Linked DNA regions of Homo sapiens: region 2 is linked to region 1. A link is a loop called in an ENCODE intact Hi-C map of the cell type or tissue named here. Cell type or tissue: heart left ventricle. All regions are shown on one strand. Each heading gives the region's core, and the rest is flanking DNA. Links, peaks and the distances in the headings are about the cores only.

The links. A loop is a pair of places that touch in the nucleus more often than their neighbours do. Peaks named below come from ENCODE experiments on the same cell type or tissue, not always from the same donor. Only the 100,000 strongest peaks of a DNase experiment are listed, where the experiment ranks them.
Region 2: a loop joins it to region 1, with 2.2 times the contacts of the local background. A loop is called at or near these places in 24 of 110 quality-filtered maps.

Annotation. Positions count from the first base shown.
Region 1 is chr20:3,215,668-3,228,047 of GRCh38, forward strand. ITPA (inosine triphosphatase) reads left to right here. Exons shown (of 8, transcript NM_033453.4): 6 at 2,850-2,965; 7 at 6,174-6,250; 8 at 7,699-8,193. The coding sequence ends at 7,795. SLC4A11 (solute carrier family 4 member 11) reads right to left here. Exons shown (of 20, transcript NM_001174089.2): 20 at 11,755-12,189. The coding sequence ends at 12,120. Among named protein-coding and RNA genes, the nearest start is that of ITPA, 12 kb to the left of the region's middle. RefSeq lists a silencer at 2,935-3,204. In heart left ventricle, for the core only: no CTCF peak of the experiment used is centred there; a DNase peak (open chromatin) is centred at 7,294.
Region 2 is chr20:3,269,817-3,286,355 of GRCh38, forward strand. DNAAF9 (dynein axonemal assembly factor 9) reads right to left here. Exons shown (of 37, transcript NM_001009984.3): 28 at 11,825-11,950; 29 at 9,096-9,133; 30 at 611-746. Among named protein-coding and RNA genes, the nearest start is that of SLC4A11, 39 kb to the left of the region's middle. In heart left ventricle, for the core only: a CTCF peak has its summit at 7,025; no DNase peak of the experiment used is centred there.

The sequences.
Region 1 (12,380 bases), core at 4,466-9,465:
CAAAATGTCCCCTCTTTATGTGCTTTTATTTATTTAGAGACAGGGTCTCACTCTGTTGCCCAGGCTGGAGTACACCGGTGTGATCTCGACTCACTGCAACCTCTGCCTCTTGGGTTCAAGCGATTCTCCTGCCTTAGCCTTCCAAGTAGCTGGGATTACAGGCGCCCACCACCACGCCCTGCTAATTTTTGTATTTTTAGTAGAGAGGGGGTTTCACCATGTTGGCCAGGCCAGTCTCGAACACCTGACCTCAAGTGATCCGCCTACCTTGGCCTCCCAGAGTGCTGGGATTACAGATGTGAGTCACAACACCCAGCCTATTTGTTTACTTATTTATATTTTTGAGATGGAGTCTCACTGTCGCCCAGGCTGGGGTGCAGTGCGTCAATCTCGGCTCACTGCAACCTCTGCCTCCCTGGTTCAAGCGATCCTCCTGCCTCAGCCTCCCAAGCAACTGGGATTACAGGCATGCGCCAGCACGCTGGCTAAGTTTTTTTTTTTTTTTTTTTTGAGACAAAGTCTTGCTCTGTCGCCCAGGCTGGAGTGCAGTGGCATGATCTCGGCTCACTCCAACCTCCACTTCCCGGATTCAAGCGATTCTCCTGCCTCAGCCTCCTGAGTAGCTGGGACTACAGGCACGTGCCACCATGCCCAGCTAATTTTTGTATTTTTAGTAGCGTTGGGATTTCACCATGTAGGCCAGGATGGTCTCAATCTTCTGACCTCGTGATCTGCCTGCCTCGGCCTCCCAAAGTGCTGGGATTACAGGTGTGAGTTACCATGCCTGGCCTTTTTTTTTTTTTTGTGACAAGTTTCACTCTTGTTGCCCAGGCTGGAGCGCAATGGCACGATCTCGGCTCACTACAACCTCCGCCTCCCGGGTTCAAGTGATTCTCCTGCCTCAGCCTCCCTAGTAGCTGGGATTACAGGCACCTGCCACCATGACCAGCTAATTTTTTGTATTTTTTGTAGAGGGGTTTCACTATATTGGCCAGGCTGGTCTCGAACTCCTGACCTCAGGCGATCCACCCATCGCAGCCTCCCAAAGTGCTGGGTTTACAGGCGTGATCCACTGAGCCCGGCTTAATTTTTGTATTTTTAGTAGACACGGAGTTTCGCCATGTTGGCCAGGCTAGTTTCAAACACCTGACCTCAGGTGGTCCCACCTCGGCCTCCCAAAGTGCTGGGATTACGGGCATGAGCCACCACTCCCAGCCTATTTTATTTTTTTGAGACAGAACCTCACTCCATCGCCCAGGCTAGAGTGCAGTGGTGTGATCTTGGCTCACTGCAACCTCTGCCTCCTGAGTTCAAGTGATTCTCCTGCCTCAGCCTCCCAAGTAGCTGGGATTACAGGTGCCCACCACCACGCCTAGCTAATTTTTGTATTTTTAGTAGAGACAGGGTTTCACCACGTTGGCCATGCTGATCTCGAATTCCTAACCTCAGGTGATCCACCCACCTCGGCCTTCCAAAATGCTGAGATTACAGGCATGAGTTACCGCACCCATCCTTATGTGCTTTTAAAAACACTTTACATTATAGAGCATTTCAAACCTGCATAGTAGAATATCATAATAGGATAATGGGCATAAATATATACAGTTATTATTTGTCAATTAAAAAAAGCATAGTAGAATAATGAACCTCAGTTGCCATCAACCAGCTTCCAGGGTTATCAGCACGAGGCCTATTTTGTGACATCTGTAACCCCCCTTATTTTTCCTCAGTCCAGTATTTTAAGGCAAATCACAGACATCATATCATCAGTAAGTTCTTCAGCTTGTATTTATTTTTATTTTTATTTGTTTTAATTTTTTTTGGAGACAAGGGTCTCCCTGTGTTGCCCAGGCTGGAGTGCAGTGGCTCAATCTCGGCTCACTGCCCACCATCAGGGCTCAAGCCATCCTCCCACCTTAGCCTCCTGAGGAGCTGGGACTACAGGTGTAAGCCACCATGCCTAGCTAATTTTTGTGTTTTTTGTAGAGGTGAGGTCTTGCTATGTTGCTGGGGCTGATATCAAACTCCTGAGCTCAAGCAACCCACCCGCCTTGGCCTCCCAAAGTGTTGGGATTACAGGTATGAGCCACCGAGTGCAGCCACTGTATTTCTAAAAGGTGAAAAATTTAAAAACTGTTAAACAAGTAAACTATAATCATTTTAAAATACTACATAATCATTTTTTGGATTTCCTTGGTTGTAGAAAAAGTGCCTATTACAGTTGGTTAGTTTTTGTGGGTTTTTTTTTGTTTTTGTTTTTTCTTTCCTGAGATGGAGTCTCGCTCTGTCGCCCAGGCTGGAGTGCAGTGGCCCGATCTCGGCTCACTGCAAGCTCCGCCTCCCTTGTTCACACCATTCTCCTGCCTCAGCCTCCCGAGCAGCTGGAGCTACAGGCATCAGCCACCACGCCCGGCTAATTTTTTTGTATTTTTAGTAGAGACGGGGTTTCACCGTGTTAGCCAGGATGGTCTCGATCTCCTGACCTCATAATCTGCCCGACCCGGCCTCCCAAAGTGCTGGGATTACTGGCATGAGCCACCACGCCCGGCCTACAGTTGGTTAGTTTTGAATCAGGAAATCAAACAAGGTCCACACTGCATTGGCTAGTTTTCTGACTTTAAATAAAGCCTTGTATCGTCAGCCTGTGCCAGAGGGAAGCGAGAATGCCCAGAGACTTCCATTTCAAGCCTAGTCCCACTGCCTTGGGCTCTGCCGCCCCCGCTACCCCAATTGAGACCTAATTTCCCCTTTTAGGGAATTCCTCCCTCCCCACCCTTAGTGGGCGTCTTGGGAGTGGGGGTGGGAGTTGGCCATTAGGGATGCACTGAGCCCTCACTGCCCACCCGCAGGTCTCCACCAGCTCCTGGCCGGGTTCGAGGACAAGTCAGCCTATGCGCTCTGCACGTTTGCACTCAGCACCGGGGACCCAAGCCAGCCCGTGCGCCTGTTCAGGGGCCGGACCTCGGTGCGTACCCACCTTGATGCAGTTCCCGCCGCGCGCCGCCAGGGGGTGCCGCGACCCGAGCCGACCGCCCCGAGTCTGCGGGAGGGTGGTGGGAGGGGCGCCTTGGGGCCAGAGATATCTGTGCCTTGCTGAGAGGCTCCCCTGCGCAGCATAGGTAGAAGTGCTGTGGATCCTAGGAGGGTGGTGGAAAGGGTTCCCTGGGGCCAGAGTAGTTGCCTACGCCTTGCTGAGGGGTGCCCCTGGGCAGGACAATGGAAGTGTTGTCAATTCTGAAACCTGTTTGACCCCTGAGGCTGTTGTTTCAGGGAAACAGTTGGCTAACAGCTCCTGAGGCCTGATAGACCCAGAAGTGCAAACTGAAGGTGACAATTCCCAAAGCTATTTTTTTCTGTTTATTTTATTTATTTATTTATTTTTTGTTAGTGAGAAACCACACTTGGATCAAAGCTACATCTATAGCCCAGACTTCTCTAACCTCAGATTTCCTTATTCAACTGCCAAGGTGCTTGACTATCTCTCAGCCTTTCCAGCTTTTCATGTTTATGTATAATAGAATCTTAATTCTTTTTTTTTTTTTTTTTTTTTTTTTTTTGAGACAAAGTCTTGCTGTGTTGCCCAGGCTGGAGTGCAGTGGTGTCGTCTCGGCTCACTGCAACCTCCGCCTCCAGGGTTCAAGCATAGAATGTTAATTCTTGGCCAGGTTTGGTGATTTACACCTGTAATCCTAGCACTTTGCGAGGCCCCAGCGGGAGGCTTTCTTGAGCCCAGGTGTTCAAGATCAGCCTGGACACCATAACAAGACCCCATCTTTGCAAAAAATTTTAAAATGAGGCCGGGCGTGATGGCTCACATCTGTAATCCCAGCACTTTGGGAGGCTGAGGCGGGCGGATCACCTGAGGTCAGGAGTTCAAGAACAGCCTGGATAACACAGCAAAACCCCGTCTCAACTAAAAATACAAAAAATATCTGGGCATGGTGGCAGGCACCTGTAATCCCAGCTACTGGGGAGGCTGAGGCAGGAGAATCACTTGAACCCAGGAGGCGGAGGTTGCAGTGAGCTGAGATCTCGCCACTGCACTCCAGCCTGGGCAACAAGAGTGAGACTCCGTCTCCAAAAAAAAAAAAAAAAGAGGCTGAGCACAGAGGCTCACACATGTAATCCCAGCACTTTGTGAAGCAAAGGCAGGAGGATTGCTTGAGGCCAGGAGTTTGAGACCAGCCTGGGTAACATAGCCAGACCCTGTCTCAAAAATAAATAAATAGCCGGACATGGTGGTGCACACCTGTAGTCCTAGCTACTTGGGAGGCTGAGGTGGGAGGATCACCTGAGCCTCGGAGTTTGACGGGACAGTGAGCTATGATCGCACTCCTGCACTCCAGCCATGGAGTGACGGAGTGAGACCCAGTCTCAAAAAAAAAAAAAAAAAAACAAACCTTAATTATTTGCCCAAACTTATTCCTTCCGTGAGATGTATTCAACACCCCCTACTGCCTATCACTGCTCACGACAGCCTCCACCTCCCAGGCTCAGGTGATCTCCCACCCTGGAGAGTAACTGGGACTACAGGCGTGCACCACCACACCCGGCTAATTTTTGTATTTTTGGTAGAGACAGGGTTTCACTATGTTGCCCAGGCTGGTCTTGAACTCCCGACCTTAAGTGATCCGCTGGCCTCATTCTCCCAAAGTGCAACCTCCATCTCCTGGGTTCAAGCAATTCTCCTGCCTCAGCCTGCCGAGTAGCTGGGATTATAGGCGTGAGCAAAAAACATTTGTTGCGTGGTTGAGGTTCAGTAACTGGCCTTAGTCACGCAGCTCCTCACGGCAGAAGCAGAATTTGCCTTTGGGTCTAAATTACTTGGCATCTATGTGACTAATCCCAATCATGTACCACCTCCGTTGTATTTTTTAAAGAGTAAAAAAAAATGTTTTTGAGACAGGGTCTTGCTTTGTCACCCAGGCTGGAGTGTAGTGGCATGACTACCGTTCATAGCAGCCTTGATCTCTCAGGCTCAAGTCATCCTCCCACCTCAGCCTTCCGAGTAGCTAGGACCTCAGGTGTGAGCTACCACATCTGGCTAATTAAAAAAAAAAAAAAAATTGGTAGAGATAGAGTCTGACTGTGTTGCCCAGACTGGTCTCGAACTCCTGGGTTTAAACCATCCTCCCTCCTCGGCCTCCCCAAGCGCTGAGATTACAGGCGTGAGCTACCACACCTGGTCCCTTGTATTTTTTTCAGTTAGAATCTTTTGGGTTTTTTTGTTTGTTTTTTGGAGTGTTTGTTTGTTTGTTTGGAGTGTTTGTCTCTGTCTGTCGCCCGGACTGGATCACAGCTCACTGCAGCCTCGACCTCTTGGGCTCAAGCAGTCTTCCCACCAGGTAGCTGGGACTACAGGCTTACACCACCAGGCTAGGCTAATTTTTGTATTTTTTGTAGAGATGGGGTTTCGCCTTTGCCACGTGGCTCAGGCTGGTCTCAATTTCCTGGGCTCAAGTGATCTTCCCACCTCAGCCTCCCAAAGTCCTGGGATTACAGGCATGAGCCACCGCGCCTGGCCAGATTTTCTTTTTCTTTTCTTTCTTTTTTTTTTTTACTTTGATAACAACATGACATTTCATGTCACTGGATTACAATTTGTTCTTTTTCTAACATTTTCACTGTGGAATTTCCCTACTACAGCCAGTACGTATTGTACTCACTAATGTGTTCATGAAGTGGGGAGTTGGGTACCTGCTTCCTGTTGCGGTGTTTCATCTTATTGTTAAAGTCTTCCTTGTATTTTCAGGAACGCTGTCATAGTAGCCGGCATCTGGCTTGTCCACGGAGTTCAGGGTACTTAGCTTCCTATTAGGAGAAAACGTTTTCTGTCTATCTTTCTTTCTGTCTATCTTTCAAAGTAGCCTCATTGTTCTTCAGTGATGTCCCAATTTGTCCCGGGTGTGGCTGGCGAGGGCGCGTGGCCCCGGAGGTGCTGGTGGTCCTGTGGGTCCATGCCTCCTCCCTGTGTGTGAGGGAAGAGCTGCCCCGCTCTGCTTTTTATTGTATTCAGCAAACATTTGCAGGTGCTGTAGGGGCCTTGCAACTACATTTTGCGTAAGTTGGGTCAAATCAAATTCACAGACTCACCAAACTCATACTGGCCACTGCCCTCCTCGTGCTTGTCCTCTGGACCCAGTTACACACCTGTCCCCCCTTTCCTGTGGCAGGGCCGGATCGTGGCACCCAGAGGCTGCCAGGACTTTGGCTGGGACCCCTGCTTTCAGCCTGATGGATATGAGCAGACGTAAGGAGCCCTGCTTTTCTTCCCTGGGGTGTGGGGTTGGTACAGCCATGGTTTGGGTTGGGCCAGTGCCCCGCCCAAGTGCAGGCATGCGGATATGGGCAGGGGAGGCTCCCAGGGTGCTGTTCCAGCCACAGGCAGCTCTGCTGGGGTGGACACTAGGAATCTGGGTGGCCCAGTCCATGGTTGGGGAGGCAGCCAGATGGCACTGAGAGTCCTGGGCTCTAAGGCTCCAGGTCACCCCACATCAGCTGTGTAGCCAGTGGTTTCGCCTTTCTGGCCTTGGCTTGTAAGCTGTACATCTGACTTTTTTTTTTTTTTTTTTGAGATGGAGTTTCACTCTTGTTGCCCAGGCTGGAGTGCAACGGCGTGATCTCAACTCACTGCACCCTCTGCCTCCCAGGTTCAAGCAATTCTCCTGTCTCAGCTGAGATTACAGGCACGCACCACCGTGCTCAGCTAATTTTTGTTATTTTTGTTAGAGACGGGGTTTCACCATGTTGGCCAGGCTGGTCTCAAACTGACCTCAGGTGATCCGCCCACCTCGGCCTCCCAAAGTGCTGGGATTACAGGCGTGAGCCACCGCGCCTGGCCACATCTGACAGTTTTATGGCATCATTTTCTGACCCCCATCTAGGTTGGGAAAATGTCCAGGCTTTTGCAGCCTCTGGTGGGCACTATTTTATGCCCTCCAAGTACCAGTTGTTCTCTGTAGTTCGCACAAATCGCCCCTTGTTCACACAAGGCACGGGCCATTGTTGGAATCAGGCTTTCCAAGCTGGAGGGGCCCTTAGGGAGCGCAGTGTGAGGCCCCACAATAGCCCCAGCAGGGGTGAGGACATTGTGGAACCAGCCACTAGCCATATGGGGCTGTGGAGCACTTGCGTGTGGTGAGACCCAGAAACGGAATATTTCTGTTCAGCGTTAATTCATTTAAATAGCCACACCTGGCTAGTGGCTACTGGCCGCCGTCTTGCACAGAGCAGTCTGCAGGCCACGGGCGGGGTATGGGATTCTCACCTCACTGCGGTGCTGGCATGGAGGTCGGGCCCCTGGCCAGCTGTTCAAGTGCTCCCCCGCCCTCAGCGCATGAGAGGAGACTGCTGTGTTTGCTCTGTCAGGCCCCACTGCTTCCTGTCAACAGATGACAAAGCTGATCAAACATGCAGCTCATCCCCCCCTGTCCCCAGCTTCCCTTAATGACTTTTGGGCACACTAGAGCAAGTTTAATACCCCTCCATGCTCATTCATGGGGGTTTCTGCCTACAGGGGAATTGAAAACTTTATCCGATTTTTAAAAATTCACTGGCTGCCAGGAGCTGCTGGGCCCCACTCCCCTTTCCTTGGGGTCTGTGAGCTTTGGTCTCCAGGGATGAGATGAGGTAGGGTTGGGAGGGGGTGCACTTCCTTCCTGAATCTGGGCTCCCTGAGCTGCTACTGTCACCCCTCAGGTACGCAGAGATGCCTAAGGCGGAGAAGAACGCTGTCTCCCATCGCTTCCGGGCCCTGCTGGAGCTGCAGGAGTACTTTGGCAGTTTGGCAGCTTGACTTCTGCAGCTGGAGGAGGCCCCTCAGGCCGGGGATCTGGGGAGGGCTAGCCCAAAACCTCCCGCATCGGGCAGGCACCCCCTGAAGTACTTCCTTCAGGGTTTCCCCTTTGTGAGGGTGTCGAGTAGCCTCACCGGCCTGTCTGGAGGAGCAGCTGGCTCTGCTCTGAGAAACTCTGGCAAGTGGACGCCATTCTCTTGCCCTTAGGATTCACTGCTCTCTCCTACAGCCGCCAGGCCTGGGGTCCTGAAAGGACCTTGGGTGGTAAAGCTGTACTTGGTGGGAGTGAGGGCGTGGGGAGGAACCATGCAAATCGCCTTCCATGGTTTTTAAATGCAGTAAATAACATTTCTGGATGAGACTTGTTTCCAAAATAAACCAGCTATATCTGTTTTGAACCCTGCCCCAGGCAGGTGTCTGTCTCAGTCTCCTTTGGCAGGTGCAGGAAGTTTTTTGGGTGGGGGTGGGGATGGGGACACGGGCAGCACCGTGTGGAAGGCATTCGGATGCCACTGTGAGCTGGAGTGTTACGTCTCCACTCGAGTTCTTGCCTCATTCAATGGCATGGATTGCGGGCTGACCTCCACCCTGGATCCATGCTGCCCCCCACCCGCAGGTAGTGCCAGGGCCTCCATGAAGCCTTGCTGGGTTGGGGGCTGGGTAGTGTGGCACGCCCAGTGCTTTTGCCTTATGCTGTTACACATCAGAGCCGCGAAAATGTTGGTTTACAATTACAATGGCCAGTTCATTTTTATGGTGGGGAGGGGCTGGAGTCCTCGACCCCACTCGGCGTGATCGCCACAGTTCAGCCTGCGGGCTGCAGGCCCCTCGGGAGGCCCTGCTTATGCCACACGCCCTTACTCTGTGCCCTGGCGAAGCCATTCCCTGGAAGGGACCTCTCCAGGTGGCTCCGTTGTCAGAGTGCTCAACCCCAAGGATATTCAAGGGGGGCGTGATGGGCTCAGGCTGGTGGGGCACCCCCAGGCTTGCTTCTGTGCCCACAGGCAGCTCTGGAGAGGCCCCTGCCGTCCCTGTGACTCCATCCAGCAGGACGGCCCTGGGTGAGGACAGAGTGTCATTCCTTCACTCCCCTCTTGCCTGCAAGCCCCGGCTGGGTTAAATCCCCAGGAGGTGCTGCGTCCCTGCCCAGCCTCCTGAGCCTCCTTGTGGGTGGGAGATGTCTGGCTGGGCCTCAGACATGGGGTGCTGGGGGCCTGCCTGCTCCTTGCCAGTTGATCATGGATGTAGCCCCCCTGTGCAGGGAACACCCAGGCTACTGATGGGGGACTCCAAAGAAGAATCACATGCTGCCTGGGTGGGGTGGGTACATAGGCTTGGGGCAGGGCACCTCTCTGTGTTTCCTGTTCAGCTCCTCCAGAATTTTGTCCTGGGTGCACACAACACTTTCTGGCCATTTTTTTTACTTTAGCTACCTGTGATACTGTGAAGTATATATCTGGTTCCAGGCAAGGTGGCTCACACCTGTAATCCCAGCACTTTGGAAGGCCAAGGTGGGAGGATCGCTTGAGCCCAGGACTTCATAACCAGCCTGTGCAACATGGCAAAACCTTGTCTCTGCAAAAATACAAATATTTGCTGGGCATGGTGGTGCGTGCCTGTGGACACAGCTACTCAGGATTCCGAGGTGGGAGGATCCCGAGCCTAGGGAAATGGAGGCTGCAGTGAGCCGTGATTGCGCCACTGCACTCCAGCCTGGGCAACAGTGTGAGACCCTGTCTCATTAAAAAAAACATGTGTATTTGGTCTTTGACCCCTTTCCTAGCAAACAACTTTAAAATCCTCAGAAACTCCACACTGATGTCTTTTTGTGTGCTAATGAGGTGGCTGGCAGCATCTAGGTAGCTTGGTTATGGAAAGACCAAGACAGGACTAGAGGACTGGGACTTTCGGTCTCCACCCCCCGCCACACCTCCAGGGAGGGGCAGGGCTGAAGGTTCAGTTGATAACCAGTGGCCAGTGGTTTATTCAATCATGCCTGCATAATGAGACCTCCATAAAAACCCAAAAGGCCAGGGTTTGGGGAGCTTCTGAATAGCCGACCATGTGGGGGTTCCTGGAGGGTGACACCCCGGGGAGGGCACACAAGCTCTGTGCCCCTTCCCCCACACCTCGCCCCGTGCATCTCTTCATCTGAATTCTCCGTAATAGCCTTTTTAGTAAGCCAGTAGGGTGGGGCTGAGGCCCTGGGCCCATTCAGCTCTTATTCATCACTGGGAACTCCATCAATGCCCAACCCTTAAAAAATAAAAAAATAAAAAATTTAGGCTGGGCTTGGTGGCTCATGCCTGTAATCCCAGCACTTTGGGAGGCCAAGGCAGGCAGATCACTTGAGGTCAGGAGTTCAAGACCAGCCTGGCCAACATGGTGAAACCCCGTCTCTACTAAAAATACAAAAATTAGCCAGGCATAGTGGCAGGCACCTATAATCCCAGCTATTTGGGAGGCTGGGGCATGAGAATCGCTTGAGCCCAGGAGGCGGAGGTTGCAGTGAGCCGAGATCACGCCCTTGCACACTGAGAGTGAGACGCTGTCTCAACAACAACAAAATTATTAAAACCTGCTAAATATAAGTAAATGTTTCCCTGACTTGTGAACCACTCTAGCAAATTAATTGAACCTAAAAGAGGAGTCGTGGGAACCCCAAGTTGAAGACAGTGTGTCAAGTTCTGCAGGCCCAGACCTCAGACTGGTGGGAAGTTAGGGGTGGTCTCGTGGGACTGAGCCCTCAACTTGGGGTTTCTGAAGCTACCTCCTGGCAGGCAGCAGTTAGGTTGAATTGAATTGAATTGGTGGGCACCCAGCAGCTGTCCCGTGACAAATCCCTCGCGTGGTCACAGAAGTCTTCTGGGTTGACTGTTGTGCACAGTGAGAGCGGAGGAAAACGTTTTGAGTTGGTTTCTCCACACTCGCTACCCGTCCCCAGACAGCAGGGTGGAGAGCATGCTCATACCCACCTGGATTGGTTCTCGGGGCCCTGGGGGCTCCTGATCTCCCACTCAGCACCAGGCTACCCAGTGTAAGGTGGCGTCTCATGTGGGCTTACGTTTCTCTAATTACCAAGGGGTCTGAGCACCTCTCGCTACTCCTGTTACGGTTGGGCCTCCTTCTTCCCCTGTTCACGGCCTCTGCCTCTTCTGTTGGGGCTGCTGTCCTTTGCTGGTTTGCAGGAATTCTTTGCATATTTCAGATATATTTTCAGTTTTAGATGCAGCCAATCTCTTCTGTCGGCCAACTTAGTCCATGGGGCATGTGTCAAGCCAGTCCAGGAGGTGATGTGAGCCCCAGGTGTTCCTGCTGACCACTGATGCTGCGCACCCGGCACTCCCCTGAGCCTCAGAGCCATATTCCCTGTTGTCGGCTGCCATTGGGAGACCCTGACCCACCAACAAATGAGCAAGCCAGAAACACTGCACCTTCTCCCTCCGTCAAACCATTCCCACCCCGTGTCCTGCCGTCGGCAGTCCTCCCACCTCCCTCCATCGCCACCAGTGCTGCCCCTGCCCTGTAAAATCCAGGATCCGCACAACAGATGGGATGGTTCACAAGTGCTCCACACGAAGCCTCGGCCTCCCGGCAGGCAGCTTTCATCTGAGAGTCACAGGGCCCTTTGCTGTCACCCTGATGGTCCCTCCCGCCCCACTGCTCTTCACCAGCCACAGCGCCTCAGTGGCCCCAAGCCCTCGCTCCTCTGGACCCTTGCACATGCTGTTCCCAGAACGCTTTCCCTGCAGGTCCCTGGAGAAATGGCCATGCGAAGGCCTCCTGGATCTTCCATGTTTCACTGTTGGGCCAGCACCCACTGTGCGACGTTGGAGGTGACAGACCACAGGTGGCACTCCACAAACTCTGTCCCTTGCATTCCACTTCCCCAGGGAGGGCTTCCCCTCCCCAGAGTGGGGGTGGAGTGGCAGTAGCAGGGACACAGGTGGCACATAGGAGCCTAGAAACAGGAGCTTTATTCTCTAATGTGCGTCCAGCAAGTTCCTTACACAATCAAGGAAATGGTTTCTCTTTCAGGCATCGACTCTTTTATCAAAAGAAAATCCATCCTGCTCAGTCCCACCCACCCTGGGCAGAAGCTGCCCTGAGCAACGCTCTTGGCCTAAAGCTAAAGGATAATGGGAGAGGGGTGGGCACATACCACTGCACCCCTACAATGCCCAGATGCCCCAGGCCTGAGTCAGCCATGAGAAGGCGCAGCACAGAGCAGTCACCCACACACCTACACCTCCCCTCACAGCTCCAGAGCCAGCCTGGGAGGACGTGGAGGGCTGGCGAATGGGGCGTGGGCAGGGTCTGCCAGTCAAGGCCTGTGCTCAGCGTCCATGACATCCAAGTACTTGGCTTCAATGATTCGGGGCAGCAGGATATAGCTGTGGGGAGGGAGGGACAGGAGGATGAGCCTGGGTCAGAGAGAAGGCAGTGGACACCCATCCCAGCCCACCCCAGCCCACCCACAGGGCCAGGCTAGGCCTCTCCTCCCCGCCCGCCTACCCCCAGCCCACCCACTCTCCACTCCTAGACTGGAGCCCCTCCTGCCCACCACCCACCCCAGCCCGCCCAC
Region 2 (16,539 bases), core at 4,930-9,929, 55 kb after region 1:
GCGTGGTGGCGGGCGCCTGTAGTCCCAGCTACTCAGGAGGCTGAGGCAGGAGAATGGCGTGAACCTGGGAGGCGGAGCTTGCAGTGAGCCGAGATCGCGCCACTGCACTCCAGCCTGGACGACAGAGGGAGACTCCGTCTCAAAAAAAAAAAAAACACTTCAAAAACTGTTTTTTTTCTTTTTCCAATATATTTTTTCTTTTTCGAGATGGAGTATCACTATATTGTCCAGGCTGGTCTCAAACTCCTGACTCAAGATCCTCCCACCTCAGCCACCCAAAATGCTGAGATTACAGGCACGAGCCATTGTGCCCAGCCTGCTTTTTTTTTTTTTTTTTTTAAAGAGATGGGGTCTTGCTCTGTCTCTCAGGCTGTGGAATGCACTGACACAATCATTGCTCACTGCAGCCTCCAATTCCTGGATTCAAGTGATCCTCCCTTCTCAGCCTCCCGAGTAGCTGGGACTATAGGTGCGTGCCACCGCACCTGGCTCAAAAACTGACTTCTCCAAATGTTTAGGTCTTAGATACAGTAGAAAGACTCTGTGGGCCACAGACAGAGTGCTGTATCTGAGAAAGCAACTGGTCTTGCAGAGTGAATCTATAGATTACCTGGTGACAATCCCATTTTCTGCAAGAATGAAGGCTGCAGCAGGATTGGCAGCCCTGATGAGGCTCTGCAGCTGAACAAGGAGAGGGTGCCGCTGCTCCGTGGTGTGACTGGTGAATACCACGTTACTCACCAGGCCTGGGAATAAAACCAAGGACAGTTTAGCCTTCACAGTCCTGGTTAGGGGTGAAGGCTCACACAAACGTGAGCCCTTGCTCCATCCCCTAATCATGCCTTCCAGTAGTCTCCTGATGGAGACAACCCTTACACCCCAATACCAACATAAACAGCTATCATTCTCTTCCCACTTCCCGGCACTGCCACCTCTTGGAATGAATAGCTTCAAGTCTGTAGCTGCCTTACTACCTAACCCCTAACTTCCTCTATCTTTTTTTTTTTTTTTTTTAAGACGGTGTCTCACTCTGTTGCCCAGGCTGGAGTGCAGTGGTGCGATCTCAGCTTACTGCAACCTCAGCCTCCAGGGTTCAAGCAATTCTCCTGCCTCAGCCTCTTGAGTAGCAGGAATTACAGGAACCCGCAACCATGCCTGGCTAATTTTTGTATTTTTAGTAGAGACGGGGTTTCACCATGTTGGCTAGGCTGGTCTTGAACTCCTGACCTCAGGTGATCAGCCCACCTCAGCCTCCCAAAGTGCTGGGATTACAGACATGAGCCATTGCACCCGGCCTCCTCTATTATTTTAATTCTGGTATCTAGCTGATACTTGGAATTCTTAGTCAAAGGGCCTTTTCACACATCCTGTATTTAGCATCATCAGGAACTGGTGCCATTTACCTTCACCAGTTCAGAACAACACAATTATCAAAAACTCACCATATAACAGGGGTTATTCATTATATCCTCAAAGAGTGCACTGCCAAGATACTGTGCACAGGGAGCCACATGATTCCAAGATAAATGCTAACAGATTTTAGTCACGTGGTAAGAAAGGGTGGCCCATGTAAGAAGAGGTTGCAGGGTGGGCCATGATCACTCCCAACCTTTTGGTGAAAATACAGAAGTAAAATTCACAGGACCACAGAGAATTTGGAGATCAGGAAACTTACCACACTTCACCACCCCAAGATAATTATAATACCCCTTCCATATTCATTCCTATTTTAACAGTTATAATCATAGCGCATATATAAGATTATTCATTTTGCATTTTTGTTATTCAATAATTTTTATTTACTTCTTCTTTTTTTTTTTTTGAGACGGAGTTTCACTCTTGTTGTCCAGGTTGGAGTGCAATGTTGCAATCTCAGCTCACTACAGTCTCCACCTCCCATGTTCAAGTAATTCTCCTGCCTCAGCCTCCTAAGTAGCTGGGATTACTGGTGCGCGCCACCATGCCCAGCTTATTTTGTATTTTTAGTAGAGATGGGGTTTCTCCATGTTGGTCAGGCTGGTCTCGAACTCCCGACCTCGTGATCTGCCTGCCTCGGCCTCCCAAAGTGCTGGGATTACAGGTGTGAGCCACCGCACCCAGCTGTACTTCTTAATATCGTAGAAAATTTCAAACATACACAACTAGAAAAATAGTAGAATGAACTCCCATCACCTGGTTTCAGGAACTACCAACACTCAGCTAATCGTATTTCATCTACACTCCACCCAGCTCATCCCCGGCTCCCCTACTGTATGATTTTGAAGTCAATCCCAGATACCCAATTATTTCAAACAAAAATACTTCAACGTGAATTTCCATAATATAAGGACTCTAAACATATTAACAATGAACTCCTTAATATAAAAAAATCCAGTCTGTGTTCAAATTTCTCTGTCTTATAAATGTTTTCTCAGTTAATAATTTTTGAATCAGGAACCAAAGGAAGTCTACATATTATATATATTTATATATTCAGTGGCTCACTGAAGCATTGACCTCCTGGGCTCAAGCAATCCTCCTGCCTCAGCCTCCTGTGTAGCTGGGACCACAGGTGTGCGTGCCACCATGCTTGGCTAATTTTTTTATTTTTTTTAGACACTGGGTCTCATTTTGTTGCCCAGACTGGTCTCAAACTCCTGGGCTCAAGTGATCCTCATGCCTTGGCCTCCTCTAAAGTGCTGGGATTACGGGCGTGAGCCACGGCACCCAGCTTCATTAGGATTTTCAGTTCCTCTAGTGGTCACTTTTATATCTTTAAAGAGTATACTTAACCCTTTATAACTTGATTTAATAGCTTTAAACTTTATCAATCTCCCATTCTGAAAGATGTAAAGAGTATCTCTCCTCTGCCAATTTTTTGTAAAATATAATTTCATAGATAGGCTTTCAACATTTATATTCTATTTTGTAATAGAATTCTCACAGGTGTTATAATTCTATACTTAAAAAAGATTCAATGCTCATCATCAACCCATTTACTAATAGAGAGTAGTTTAATTATTTTTTTATTATTATTATTTCTTGAGATGGAGTTTCGCTCTTGTTGCCCTGGCTGGAGTGCAATGGTGCAATCTCAGCTCACCACAACCTCCGCCTCCTGGGTTCAAGTGATTCCCCTGCCTCAGACTCCCGGCCTCCCGAGTAGCTGGGATTACAGGCATGCACCATCATGCCGGGCTAATTTTATATTTTTTAGCAGAGATGGAGTTTCTCCATGTTGGTCAGGCTGGTCTCGAACTCCTGACCTCAGGTGATCCACCCGCCTCGGCCTCCCAAAGTGCCGTGATTACAGACGTGAGCCATCGCGCCCGGTGAGAGTAGGTTTATAAATGAATAGTTCTTAAGTGAATATCTCTAAATTATGGAGATTTCTGCTTTCCTAAGTGACCTTGTAACTGCAGAATCCTAAGTAATGAATATTCAGTAATGAACACTCTATACTGATACTATTTACTTCAGTCAAGTGTTAAGTTAAAAAAATTAGCTGTATTCAGTTATTGAGGGCGAAACTCAGAACATATAGAAAGTGTGTCAGGCTGTTTTGGGGTTGCTGTAAAGAAATACCTGAGGCTGACTAATTTATAAAGAACCTTTAGCTTAATTGGCTAAAGGTTCTGCAGGCTTTCCAGGAAGCGTGGCGCTGGCATCGGCTTCTGGGGAGGCCTCAGGAAGCTTAAGATCATGGTAGAAGGCCTGGGAGCCAGCATATCACAGTGGTGAGGGCAGGAGCAAGAAGGGGCGGGGGAGGTGCCACACTCCTTTAAACAGCCAGGTCTCCTGTGAACTCAAGAGTAAGAACTCACTCACTATCACAAGGACAGCACCAAGCCATTCATGAGGGATCTGCCCCCATGACCCAAACACCTCCCACTAGGCCCCACTTTCAACACTGGGGATTATGTTTCAACATGAGATTTGGAGGGGACAAACATCTAATTTATATCAGAAGTGTTCACAAAGAAAATAAAATAATTCCTTTCCTGTCCAGACACCTAAATTCCCTGCCCTGGAGGCAACTGCAGTTATCAGATTCTTACCTCTTCTTCCAGAAGATCTGCTGAGTATATACAAAAGTGTTGAGTATAATTTTTTCCACAAGTAGTGACACATTACACTGTTCTGCACCTTTTCCCCCCACTTACTCCCTTTACTTTTTAATTTTGGTAAAGCTTACATCTTCCTTCAAATCTTTCTTAACATTTTATCATCCTAGTCCTCCCCTCATGCCACCCTGCTCTCTCCCCTTCTCTGAACTAAAAAAAAAGAAAAAAAGTTCTTTTGAATAACACAGGTGGCACTTAAAACACAGGACTTATATTCTTTATTTTTATTTTTATTTTTTTTGAGACAGAGTCTCACTGGGTCACCCAGGCTGCAGTGTAGTGGTGTGATCTCGGCTGGTTGCAACCTCCATGTCCCGGGTTCAAGTGATTCTCCTGCCTCATCCTCCTGAGTAGCTGGAATTACAGGCGCACACCACTGCACCCGTCTAATTTTTGTATTTTTAGTAGAGATGGGGTTTCACCATGTTGGCCAGGCTGGTCTTAAACTCCTGACCTCAGGTGATCCACCTGCCTTGGCCTCCCAAAGTGCTGGGAATGCAGGTGTGAGCCACTGCGCCTGGCCTGGACTTAGATTATTTATCTTCTTCCTCTATGGGAAAAGCTACCATAATGTAAAGACTAAGGCATTTAGAGCCAGGTGAACCTGAGTTTGAATTTTGAGTTCCGCTAATTACTAATGGGTGATACTAGACAAATTGCTCTACTTTCTCTCTGAAACCAAATATCCTCCTCTGTAAGATGGGAACCGTAACACATCACTCTAGGTTATCAATAAAACCTAGGCTTATCATAGGGCCTACAGAGAGTAAGAATCCATGAAATACAATCTATCATTTCCACCACTACCACCATCAGCACTGTCAATTGAGCATCAGCCTGAGAATTAGACTTCTCCCTGTACATAGAGGGGCCTGTCAGTGGCTGTGGCATTGGGTCTTGGCCATATCAACCACTGGGAAACTAAGTCATACAATTTCCACAAGCCAAGGCAGCTACACTCGTGGTTTAGATGGGGGGCAAGGAATAGTTTGAAGGCAGATTCCAGGACCCCTGGTCCCCTGCCTCTAGTCTTTGGTACCTGTGTTCGCATGGCCATTTGGAAAGGTCACTCTGCAGTGCACTCTGGAGGCTGCAGATGAGGCAGCAAAGCCAGCCTGGAAAGCTTGATGCCAGAATCCCATGCCCTGGTGCAGCCACAGAAAGTAGGGCCTCTGGAAACTGAGTAAGGCAAAGTCAGGAGGCCAAGTCCAAAATGTGGCACAGTGGGGAGGCAAGCAGGATCTCAGAAGCCTCAGCACATTCTAGAGATGGCAGACATGGAAGCCATATCCTACAAAGGGCCTGCCAGATTCCCAGGGTGGAAGGCAAGAAGAGCTCTGGCGGGTCTGGCAGTGAAGAGCCAGCAAAGGTTGAGGGAAGATCTATAAATACCCTAGGACTCTGTTTGGTATCTTCTTGGGCAAAAGAAACCAAAGTGTCAGACTAGTGCAAATGTGGCCATATGAACGGTGGTGCACCAGGGTCACAAGCACAGGCCTGGCCTGCCCAAGAAAAGGCTGGGATCTGGGTCTCTGACAGACACAACTTGTACAAAGTCCTGTCTGCTGCACATGTACCATATGGACAAAGCTTGTGGGGTTGGGATTCTAGGTCAGGAACTGGGCACAGAAAAGGGGCTTTGCTTTATAGGGAAACAAGCAAGAGGATTATCCCCAGCATTCCTTAGGCCAGCTATGTAAACTGCCACCTGCCAAGAGGAAATGCCATCTGTGAGGCAGGTACAGCAGTTATCTGGAGCACAGGGTGAACAGGCCATAGTGAGCGGTTCCACCTTGTTTGGGCCAGGAGCTTCCTTCTGTTCTGTATCAAGGAGTGGACAGCCAGATTTGGCCAAGGTCTCACCAGTCTGGGCTGTGAGCGAGCAGACAGCCTGGCGTATCCTATTCCCAAGAGCAGAGAAACATCCCTATTGTCTGGCTGACCATCCCAGTCTGGGCTAAAGTATTCCAGAAGCCCAGCAGAAAACAAAGGTGACTTCTTCTATCTACAGATGCTTTTAAAAGCAGGCCATGACAGTAAAGTATCTCCACTTTGCTCTCACACCAGCATTATAATGAGTCTTACTTGCTGTTTAAGCACTGAGATTATTTCTTAGTCCTTTGATTTCTATAATACACATTGTCTTGGGGCTGCAACATAGTCCTTTTCTAACTGGAAAATAATCTCTTATGAATCGGGTAGCCTGACTCATGAACAGGAGCAAAGGGAGGAAATATGCTCCCTTAGGACATGAAGTATTTGTCTACTGCTGGCAGATCCCACCTCCAAGCCAGCTACCAAATCTCCTAGGAGAAAAGAAATACTTGCCTTTTATCTCCTCCCTCCCCAGACAGCCCATGCCCATGGCAAGCCTGGTCAGGCCAGTCCACAGGGTCCCATGGGCCCAGAAGCAAGGCAGTGTCACTCCATGAGCCCCTTGGAGGAGTTCCGAAAACAGCATATGTGGCCTGAAGGTGATCAGCCCACATCTGATCACACCCCTAGCTCTACACAAGCACAGAGTTTAACACACATTGTCTTTGCACAATGAGTTGGAAGGCAGTATAAATGAAACATGCCTACCAAATGCCAGAGAGAACAGTCTGTTTTGGCCTCAAAGGGTTCAGACTAAAAGGGGCTTTTCTCTTGTGAGACAAGCCCAGGGCTGCCCCTGATTCAATGATGAAAACAGAACACTTCCCCAAGGCTCTCTGCCAGGGAAGCCCCACCATCTGTGCTTGTTCCTCATGCAAAAAAGAAGAGGGACACTGAGGGAGAATGCCAAGGAGCTGAGGTGCACTAGGGTGCCAATCATCACACGGTGGACAAGGGGCTCTGAAAGGAAAAGAAGGCTCCAGCATTTACAAGAACAAGGCAGGCCTGAGGCTGGACAGGTCAGCAAGTCCTAGGCACACCATCTGATAGTCAATACTGCCCCCTAGGCAAACACTTCCTCAACTTCACCTGCTTCCAACTAAAGCTCTTCTCAAGGACACTGCTTCTCTGAGTCAATCTTCACTTGGGCTCTGGACCCTACCCCTTCCTTCTCAGGGGTCCCCTCTATCAAACCTAGTATCTCCTTGCAGCCCACAGGCTTTCTCAGCAGCAAATAAGGAGGAACTGATCATTAAGAAATGACAATTCTTGGAAGTATTCTCTAGCCATCTTCCTTTTTACAGCCCCAAGCACTCTAGAATATCATCTGCACCTGCTGGCTTCCAGTATCTCACTTGACCACTGGCCCACTTGGAGCTGGCTTCAGCCCTCACCTCTCCACTCAGATCCTCCTACTCAGGTCATCAGGGTCCTTCTCACTTACAGAGCCAGTGGGCTTTTCTCTGTTCTTCCCTCAAGGTCTCTGCAGCATTAGACATCGTGGATCTCTTTTTCTCCTTCCTCAATGTCTCAGGCAACACTCTTCCCTGCTTCTCTTTCGGTGTCCTGGAACCTCCACCCTCACCCCATCTCTAGCCTTCTGATCTTTTCAACTCTATATCTGGATACTGGCTGACTACAGTCCATGCCATTAACTTTGACCATGACTTCCAAATACGTATCTTAGGATGAGACAGCCCTCCTTGGTTATCTCCTGGACCTATGTTTTCTCCTGTGCTTTCTATTTGAAGGACAGGTACCACCAACCTTCCTAATCTCCTAAGCTAGAAACCTAGGAGTCATCCTAGATACCTCTTTTTCCAACACATGCCCCACATCTAGTCTGTCACCAGATCCTATTGACCCAACCTCCACAAAATCTCCTTAATCTACCTGGGGTGGATACTGTGGATGGACCTACCCAATCTCCATTTCATCCTGTTTCTGAGGTGCAGTGCCTAGAAAGTAACAGGGACCTCTGAAAGCTGGACCTGAGACTACCTGGTACAGCAGCCCAACATACACATTCCTCCCTCCAGGGACCAGCCTCCTGCCCTGGGCAGCATGAGCTCAGCTGTTTCCCAAGACAACAACTCTGGTATGCTCTGTTGTCTCCGCTCCCTGCGGACTGGCAATACGATCAGCAGGATGAAACTGTGCTGGGGACACTGAGTTGTTTTCTTCCATCTGATTTCTGCTTGCTGGACTAGCTCAGGAAGCCCAGACCCCAGGCATGTCTCCTGATAACAATGAGCATTTCATCACCACTGCAGGGAATTCAGAATTTATTCTGGACCTCCAAACATCACAGATAATATGACTAGAAAGTGCTGCTTCCAGGGTTGTCAGGTAGTAGGGCACTGCAAGGTTGAATGCAACCTGCAGGATGGGTGAATTTTTCTCAATGTTATCAAGGAAATGCGGAAAATTCCAGGGTGCATAGGGGTGGGAGGTATTAAGAAAGACAGGTCCCGCTGGGCCAAACTCAGCACTCTTGGGGCAGAAGTGAATCAAGATCTTGCTGATCCAGAGGCTAGGAATACCTACTCAGTCCACTAGTATTAGCTGGAATGCCAGGTGGACTTAAGCCCAGCTCAAGGAGAGGTATTACTGTGGCAATTTGTTGCCATAAGAGACAAGCTCAGGCCAGGCGCCGTGGCTCATGCCTGTAATCCCAGCACTTTGGGAGGCCGAGGTGGGCGGACTACGAGGTCAGGAGTTCAAGACCAGCCTGGCCAACATGGTGAAACCCCATCTCTACTAAAAATACAAAAATTAGCTGGGTGTGGTGGTACATGCTTGTAATCCCAGCTACTTGGGAGGCTGAGGTAGGAGAATCAGTTGAACCTGGGAGGCAGAGGTTGCAGTGAGCCGAGACCACGCTATTGCACTCCAATCTGGGCGACAGAGTAAGACTCCGTCTCAAAAAAAAGAGACAAGCTCTTGGAAGAAATGTGCCTATCAAATATGGTAAAAGTAAAGGTGTCAAAGTTTTTTCTGACCAATTTTGTTTGCTTTAGATTTCAGAATGGTAGGTAAGAGCACGAAGAAAAGTCTATTGCTGAATTCTACTGAACTTGCAAGGCATGCAGGCTGAAAATAAAGTATATTACTTACCTTGTGAACACTGGTCAAGACATTTAGGAAAGAGAAATCTAGGGGGAAAAAAGGGGGAAATATTTAAAAACCATTCACCTCAGAGTTGTCACTGATTATTTCCCATACAAATAGGAGTACCACTGACAAGCAAATTGACTCACATGATGAGGCAGGTGGCAGCAGCACTGAGCACTAAGGATAGCCATGGGACTTTACAGCTTTCCGTCAAAGCTCCCCACACCAGGAGCCCCACAGAAGTCCCTACATGGCCAATTCTAAGTGGAATGCTGAAGGAGGGATACTGGGGACAGGACCAGCTCTTTGGTCTATGGGAGATGGAGAAAGAGCTGGTCTTTTTTGAAAGACATATGTTTTTGAGTAAAGTGGATATTTCAAGGGAAAATAAGAATTACACTCATCTAACTCTACCAGGGGCCTTTAATACCAAAGCTGCCATGCTTCTCTTTATGTACATGCTATAACCTCAATTCTCCTTTAATCTCATTCTTAACTCAAAAGGTGAATGAAAAGCAGGAAACTGACCATCTGAATTACAAGTGAAGCAAGAGGTGGGGGTGACTGATCCAAAGTGTGAGTTACTTAACAACTGTAGCACTGCAGTAGGCTCCAGAGAAAAACTCATATTCTCACAGGACTTCAGAACTCCTAAAACATCATAAGGCCTGTCTCAAGGAAGAAAGCTAACACTAATGGGGATAGCTGCCTTTTATGGAGTTCCTCCTGTGGGCAAGGCACTGTGCAGGCAGTTCACAAACATGATCTTGCTCTGTCGTCCTGTCTGCTCTGTGCCTCAGGTATCTAACAGATGAAAGGCATGGGTTTAGGACGGCTAAACACACTAAGCTTGCCCAGTGTCTCACAGGCAGCTGGGAGGCAGCAGGGCTAAGGCAGGGACCCAGGTCTGTTTGGCACCACAGAGGTCCTGTGTTTTCTTCCCTGGCAATTGGGATGCTAGCTGAAGCCACTCTTCTGAATGGCTGCTGGTCTAGCTGGCAGTTATTAATGATGTTCGCAACACTGGGGGAGTTTCTCTCCTGGAATTTCCTTGGTGGCAGCAAATCTTCATCCTTTTATTTGATTTCTGACAACAGCCAGTCACACATCATTTGAAACCAAATTTGGTAGATGAGCTGGGTGAATACCAGGTTGGGCTGTGAATCCTGTTCCCTTACCTGACTCCCTCATAGTTTCTGAAGAATTCCAAGGAGGAAAACCCATGTGCTATAAGCAGGGTCAAAGGGGCTGGAACAAGGGAAGATACAGCCACACCAGAGTCTCCCAAGAATAGAACTCACTGACTTCACTGTGCTCACAGTCCACAGAAGGCTGCCACACAGTAAGCATTCTTTTACTTACTTTAAAGTTTTACTTAAAAAAATTTAAACAGCCTGTAATCCCAGCACTTTTGGAGGCTGAGATGGGCAGATCACCTGACGTTGGAAGTTCGAGACCAGCCTGACCAACACAGAGAAACCCCGTCTCTACTAAAAATACAAAAAAATTAGCCGGGCATGGTGGTGCATGCCTGTAATCCCAGCTACTCGGGAGGCTGAGGCAAGAAAATCGCTTGAACCTGGGAGGCGGAGGTTGCAGTGAGCTGGGATCATGCCACTGCACTCCAACCTGGGCAACAAGAGCAAAACTCCATCTCAAAGAAAAAAAAAAAAATTTAAACAATGGAGCAACTGTTCAGTTGGTGAAGGAAGTCAACTCCTTTTTTTGAGATAGCGTCTCACTGTTGCCCAGGTTGGAGTGCAGTAGCATGAACACAGCTCACTGCAGCCTCAACCTCTTGGGCTCAAGCAATCCTCCAGCCTCAGCCTCCCAAGTAGCTGGGACTACAGGTGCTCACTACCACACCTGGTTAATTTATTTTTTTGGCAGAGACAGGGTCTCACTATGCTACCCAGGCTGCTCTTGAACTCCGGGGCTCAAGCATCCTCCAACCTTCCATCTTCCAAGTGTGCTGAGATTACAGGCATGAGCCACTGTGCCCTGCCTGATTTTGTTACTTAAATTCTTATATTCCATAATCATGTTCACCCAATTTTAGCCTTATTTCTATATTTAAATAGATTATATACTCAACTTCAGTCCTTTTACGCCTTATTAAAAAAATTTTTTTTTTGAGACAGAGTCTTGCTTGCTCTGTCACCCAGGCTGGGGTGCAGTGGCACGATCGCAGCTCACTGCAACCTCCACCTCCCGGGTTCAAGCGATTTTCGTGCCTCAGCCTCCTGAGTAGCTGGGATTACAAGTGTGCACCACCACTCCTGGTTAATTTTTGTATTTTTAGTAGAAATGGGATTTTGTCATGTTGGCCAGGCTGGTCTCGAACTCCTGTCCTCAAGTGATCTGCCTGCCTTGGCCTCCCAAAGTGCTGGGATTACAGGCATGAGCCACCGCACCTGGCCTTAAATTATTTTTTAACAATATTTAGTACACACATGTTGGAGCACCCATTTATTTAGCAGGTATTTCATAAGTCCTTACTATGTACTATTAAACAGAAATAGTTCTCCCTCACAAAAGCTAAGCTTGTCTTCCATAATTCCTCTCTCTTCTTTGGCTATAAGTCCAAAGGGGTCTATTGAGGACCTAGCACTAATAAAAGAACAGCATTTACTACATACAAGGTGACTAATGCATTCCAAAAGATCTGTCTTCTTCTGGTGGGTGGAAACAAATCACTTTCAGTACACTTACACACCATATCCTGTATCTACCTGTGCTCCATGTAGCAGCTCATGGGCTCCACACATGCTGTGATGGCACCAATGGTGAAGGAGGCCTTGACATTTGAGTCTGGGTGGGTCTGCAGGGCCTGGACAACATCAATAACATCTGTGTAGCTGGGGAAGGTAAAAAAGGAATGATTAGTTCACTGACTGGCATTGCAAAGTGGAGGAAGAGGGGAATCCCGAATGGCTGATTGAACAAGGATGGAAAGAAAACCAAAAGGAAGAGCCCGCAATCTGGTCCCTTGGTGTCACTCCACTTCATGACATGCAGCCCCTGGAAGCTACAGTGTTTCTACATTCCCAAGTTCCATTAGTCCTCATAACTGGGCAAGAGTGAGGGAAGAACCACCCTGCTCTGGAGGTAAAAGGAAGCCTGCAGGCGATCCTGGAGCTCTGAGGGTGGGACCTAGTGTCCTTAGGCCTGTTTTCTAATCAAGTTAGGAGCTCCTGCCACTTGCTTATTTTCTTTAGTAGCTCCTTTCTCTCCTTCCCACTTCTCAGAACACACAGGCAAGAGAGTGCGTCCGGACCCATCCAGGTCAGCAGACTCATCCATGTCAAATACAGCTCACATTGGTATCTCCTGCCTGGAACTCTCTCCAAACTCCAAACTCCTTGTCCTTTTCAGCAGATGGACTCTACTCTTTCAGATGCTAGGCTCAAATATATTTTTTTTGGTCTCCTTTGACTCCATTTTTTTCTGTCTTCAAAATATAACTAGAAGAGATCACTGCTTACACCCCCAAGCTCCCACTGGGTCCAAACTGTTATAATCTCTTGCTTAGATCACCCCAACAGCCTCCCAGCTGTCACTGCTTCTGTCCTTGCCTCTCTCTGATCTGTTTTCAACACAGATGCCAGAGAGATATGCTAAACCCAGAGTCAGATCATGTCATTTCTCTGCTCAAAACCCGCTGGTGGCTTCCATCTCACTCTGTGTGAAAGCCAAAGCCCTTACAATGTCCCAGGCAGCCCTCTATGATCTGACCCCCTATGGAGCAGCAAAGAATTTCATCTACTATCACTTCCCTTGCCCTAATCCAGCTACTTTGGTCTCCTGGCTCTTTTCTGAACATGCCAGGCATACTTCTACCTCTGCATTCTTTGCCCCCCTGCCTGGAATGTTCTTTTCCTCAGGTATCTGCATGGGTGGTTCTCTCTCCCTTCAGGTCTCTGCTCAGGCGGCATCTTACGGACAGGCATCCTCTGACTTCATACACCCTGTGTGATCAAGCAACCCTCGCTTCTTGGCATTCCCTACCTCCTCCTCCAAGTTTCTTCAAAGCCCCAATCGGCAGCTATTTATACCCTATTTTCTCATTTATTTGTTTACTGTCTCCATAATAAGAATGTCAGGTGGTTGTTGAGTACTGTAATCTCTGCTGCCTAAAGCAGGGTAGGTGAATAAACTGGATGTTCAACCCTGAGCAGGCCCCTGGCCACTTCAAGAGGGGACCTAGCCTCTTCACCTTGTAGAGGAGAACTCTTTCCTGATTGATCCGGCCTATCACCAAAAGGTTTGTTCCTATGGAAATAAGTCAAACCTAACAGGCAGCTTTTCTGATCAGATGGGCCTGGTTTAGCCTGAGCCCTTTGGAAGCCAGTGGTGGTGGTATGGACAGGTACAGCCTGCTTGAGTTGTTCTTGAGTTCCTACGAACAACTCATCTGTAAAAAGGCCCTTGGCTTTATCCCCAGACTGCAATACTCCACCCCACCCCAGGTTCTCCTGAGTCCTGATCAGCTGGCAGTGCTTCAGTAGAGAACGGGGTTTACTAGGTTCTAAGAGTTCCCCCAGGGGGGCCTGACAGCCCTCTGCTCACAGCCTTCTCTTCTTCAGGGATTCTCCCCCTGCCTGGGCATGTATGTATGACCACACGCGGCTCTTTCCACTGAGTGCCTGGCTGGGCCTGGATGCCAGGAGAGTCCCACCCACAACACGCACTGCCAGGCCCATAGAGAAGCACGCCTGGTAAGCAGGGCTGGCGTGTGCATGCTGTTCTGCATCCCTCTGTGGTGGTGTTTAATGGAGTTAATGGATTTAACTCTTACAGTTAATGTGAAACATGTGCTCACTCAGATTGTAGGCTTAAATTGCAAACATAAAACAGCCTACAGGAGACTTCAGTGTAAGCAGTAGAGACTCATTTCTTAGGGGAGCAAAGGACAACGGAAAAGGATTCACAAGTCATGCTTGAGGAGTCATTTTAATATAACAGGATTTCCCTTAGAGAGAGTGCCTGGGGAATTTCTAGGTTTTCAGAGCATTTCATTAATTTCCATTGACTTTAATGGAAAAAGGTTAGAGTAAAAAACAGGCCCCTGTCTCCTTGATGAGGCCTATACATCTGGGCACTGCCTCAAGAGAGAAGGCCCCAGGCCATTCACTCTATCCATTAGGGGAATCCCTGTTAGAACCTCCCTCCCTCCCCAGCCCCATAATCATCCTGGGTGAGGCCTCCAGACAGAAAGAGCACCCCCTACCCAGAAGGAAGCACCACGCTCAAGTTACTAGAGTCTTTTTTTTTTTTTTTTTTTTTTTTTGAGACAGAGTCTTGCTCTGTTGCCCAGGCTGGAGTGCAGTGGCAGGGTCACAGCTCACAGTAAACTCTGCCTCCCAGGCTCAAGCGATCCTCCTGCCTCAGCCTCCTGAGTAGCTGTGACCACAGGTGTGCACCACCACACCCAGCTAATTTTTTGTATTTTTGGTAGAGACAGGGTTTCCTCATGTTGCTCAGGCTGCTCTCAAACTCCTGAGCTCAAGTGATTCACCCACCTTGGCCTCCCAAAGTGCTGGGATTACATGTGTGAGCCATGGTGGCCAGGCTACAGCTTGTACCGGACCACTCTGGCTAAACTGACCCAACTGTATGACGAAGGCAAAAAACTGTCTCTTCACGTTTGCTTTCTGTCAGTATTTTCTTTATTAAAAATAAAAACTAAACAAAAACCCAGCAGGACCTTAACTTTCTTTTCTCTGAAACAACAGATAATCTATTCAAGTCTCCTTTGGGCTCAGTTTTATGTTTGCAATTTAAGCCTACAATCTGAGTGTGCACAAGTTTTTACATTAATTTCAAATTTTGTTTTTAATGCAGATAATTTTAAAGAATGATTTTATAATATTCCAGAGTATAAATACAGCCCCTCAAATTCTCTAAAATTAATTTTTTAAAATTCAGATTTTTCCAGTTTTACTTATATTTGTGTGTGTGTATGTGTGTGTGTGTGTATTAAGTTCTATTCAATTTTACCACCTGTGTAGGTTCTTATATCCATCACCATGGTCAGGATACTAAACAGTTCCAACACACAAGGATCCCTTGTGTTGCCCTTTTATAAACATGCCCACCTCCCTCCTGCCCTCCACTCCCATTCTGACCTCTGTCAATCACTAATCTGTCCTCCATTTCTAAAACTTTGTCATTTTAAAATACATAAATTCAATTTTTAAAACAACAACTAACAGCTCCACTTGATGTCAAAGTTCAATTCTATTGCCCCACCGCTTCACTAAATTGAGTGGCATCAGGCCACTCTAGGGGCTAAAGAAATCTCTGTCCTATATTACATGTTTCCCCAAAGAATGCTATAAATGAAAATAAAGCCAAGCCAGGCATGGTGGCTCACACCCATACTCCCACCACTTTGGGAGGCTGAGGTGGGAAGATTGGTTAAGCTCAGGAGTTCGAGACCAGCCTGGGCAACATAGGGAGACCCATCTCTAAAAACAAAGGCCAGGAACTGGGCGCGGTGGCTCACACCTGTAATCCCAGCACTCTGGGAGGCCAAGGCAGGCGGATCACTTGAGGTCAGGAGTTCAAGACCAGCCTAACCAAGATGGTGAAACCCCATTTCTACTAAAAATACAAAAATTAGCCAGGCGTGGTGGTGAGCACCTGTAATCCCAGCTACTTGGGAGGCTGAGGCACGAGAATTGCTTGAACCCAGGAGGCGGAGGTTGCAGTGAGCCGAGATTGCACCATTGCACTCCAGCCTGGACGACAGAGTGAGACTCTGTCTCATTAAAAAAAAAAAAAAGGGCCAGGAGCGGTGGCTCATGCCTGTAATTGCAGCACTTTGGGAGGCTGAGGTGGGCGGATCACCTGAGGTCAGGAGTTCGAGACCAGTCTGGCCAACATAGTGAAATCTGATCTCTACTAAAAAATACAAAAATTACTCGGGTGTGGTGGCGTGTGCCTGCAATCCCAGCTACTTGGGAGGCTGAAGTGGGAGTATTGCTTGAACTCGGGAGGTGGAGGTTGCAGTGAGCTGAGATTGCACCACTGCACTCCAGCCTGGGCAACAGAGCAAGACTCCGTTTCAAAAAAAAAAAAGAAAAAGAAAAAAAGAAAATAAAGCCATATTCAAGGAATACAATTCTTAATATGAGAAGCATCTGGGATCTCCCATCACCAACAACCTAAATAATGGGCATGAAGGCCCAGCCCCAAGATGATGGACATGCTATAAAGGAGGGTGCTACATGGGCCCAGCTGGTAAGAACAGCGTCTTAGTGAAGAGCCACAGCATTTAGCTAGTATTCTGACTGGAGTCCTCCAGGAAATTGACTAGAGGTCCCCATATCCTGGGGCTGTGATGGGACAAAGGCTGGGTTTACAGTATAAGAGTGGTCTGGTCACACTGTCACTGTAGTCCAGAAGCAGCTAGAAAAGCTGACACTTTTGCAGAATTGTAAAG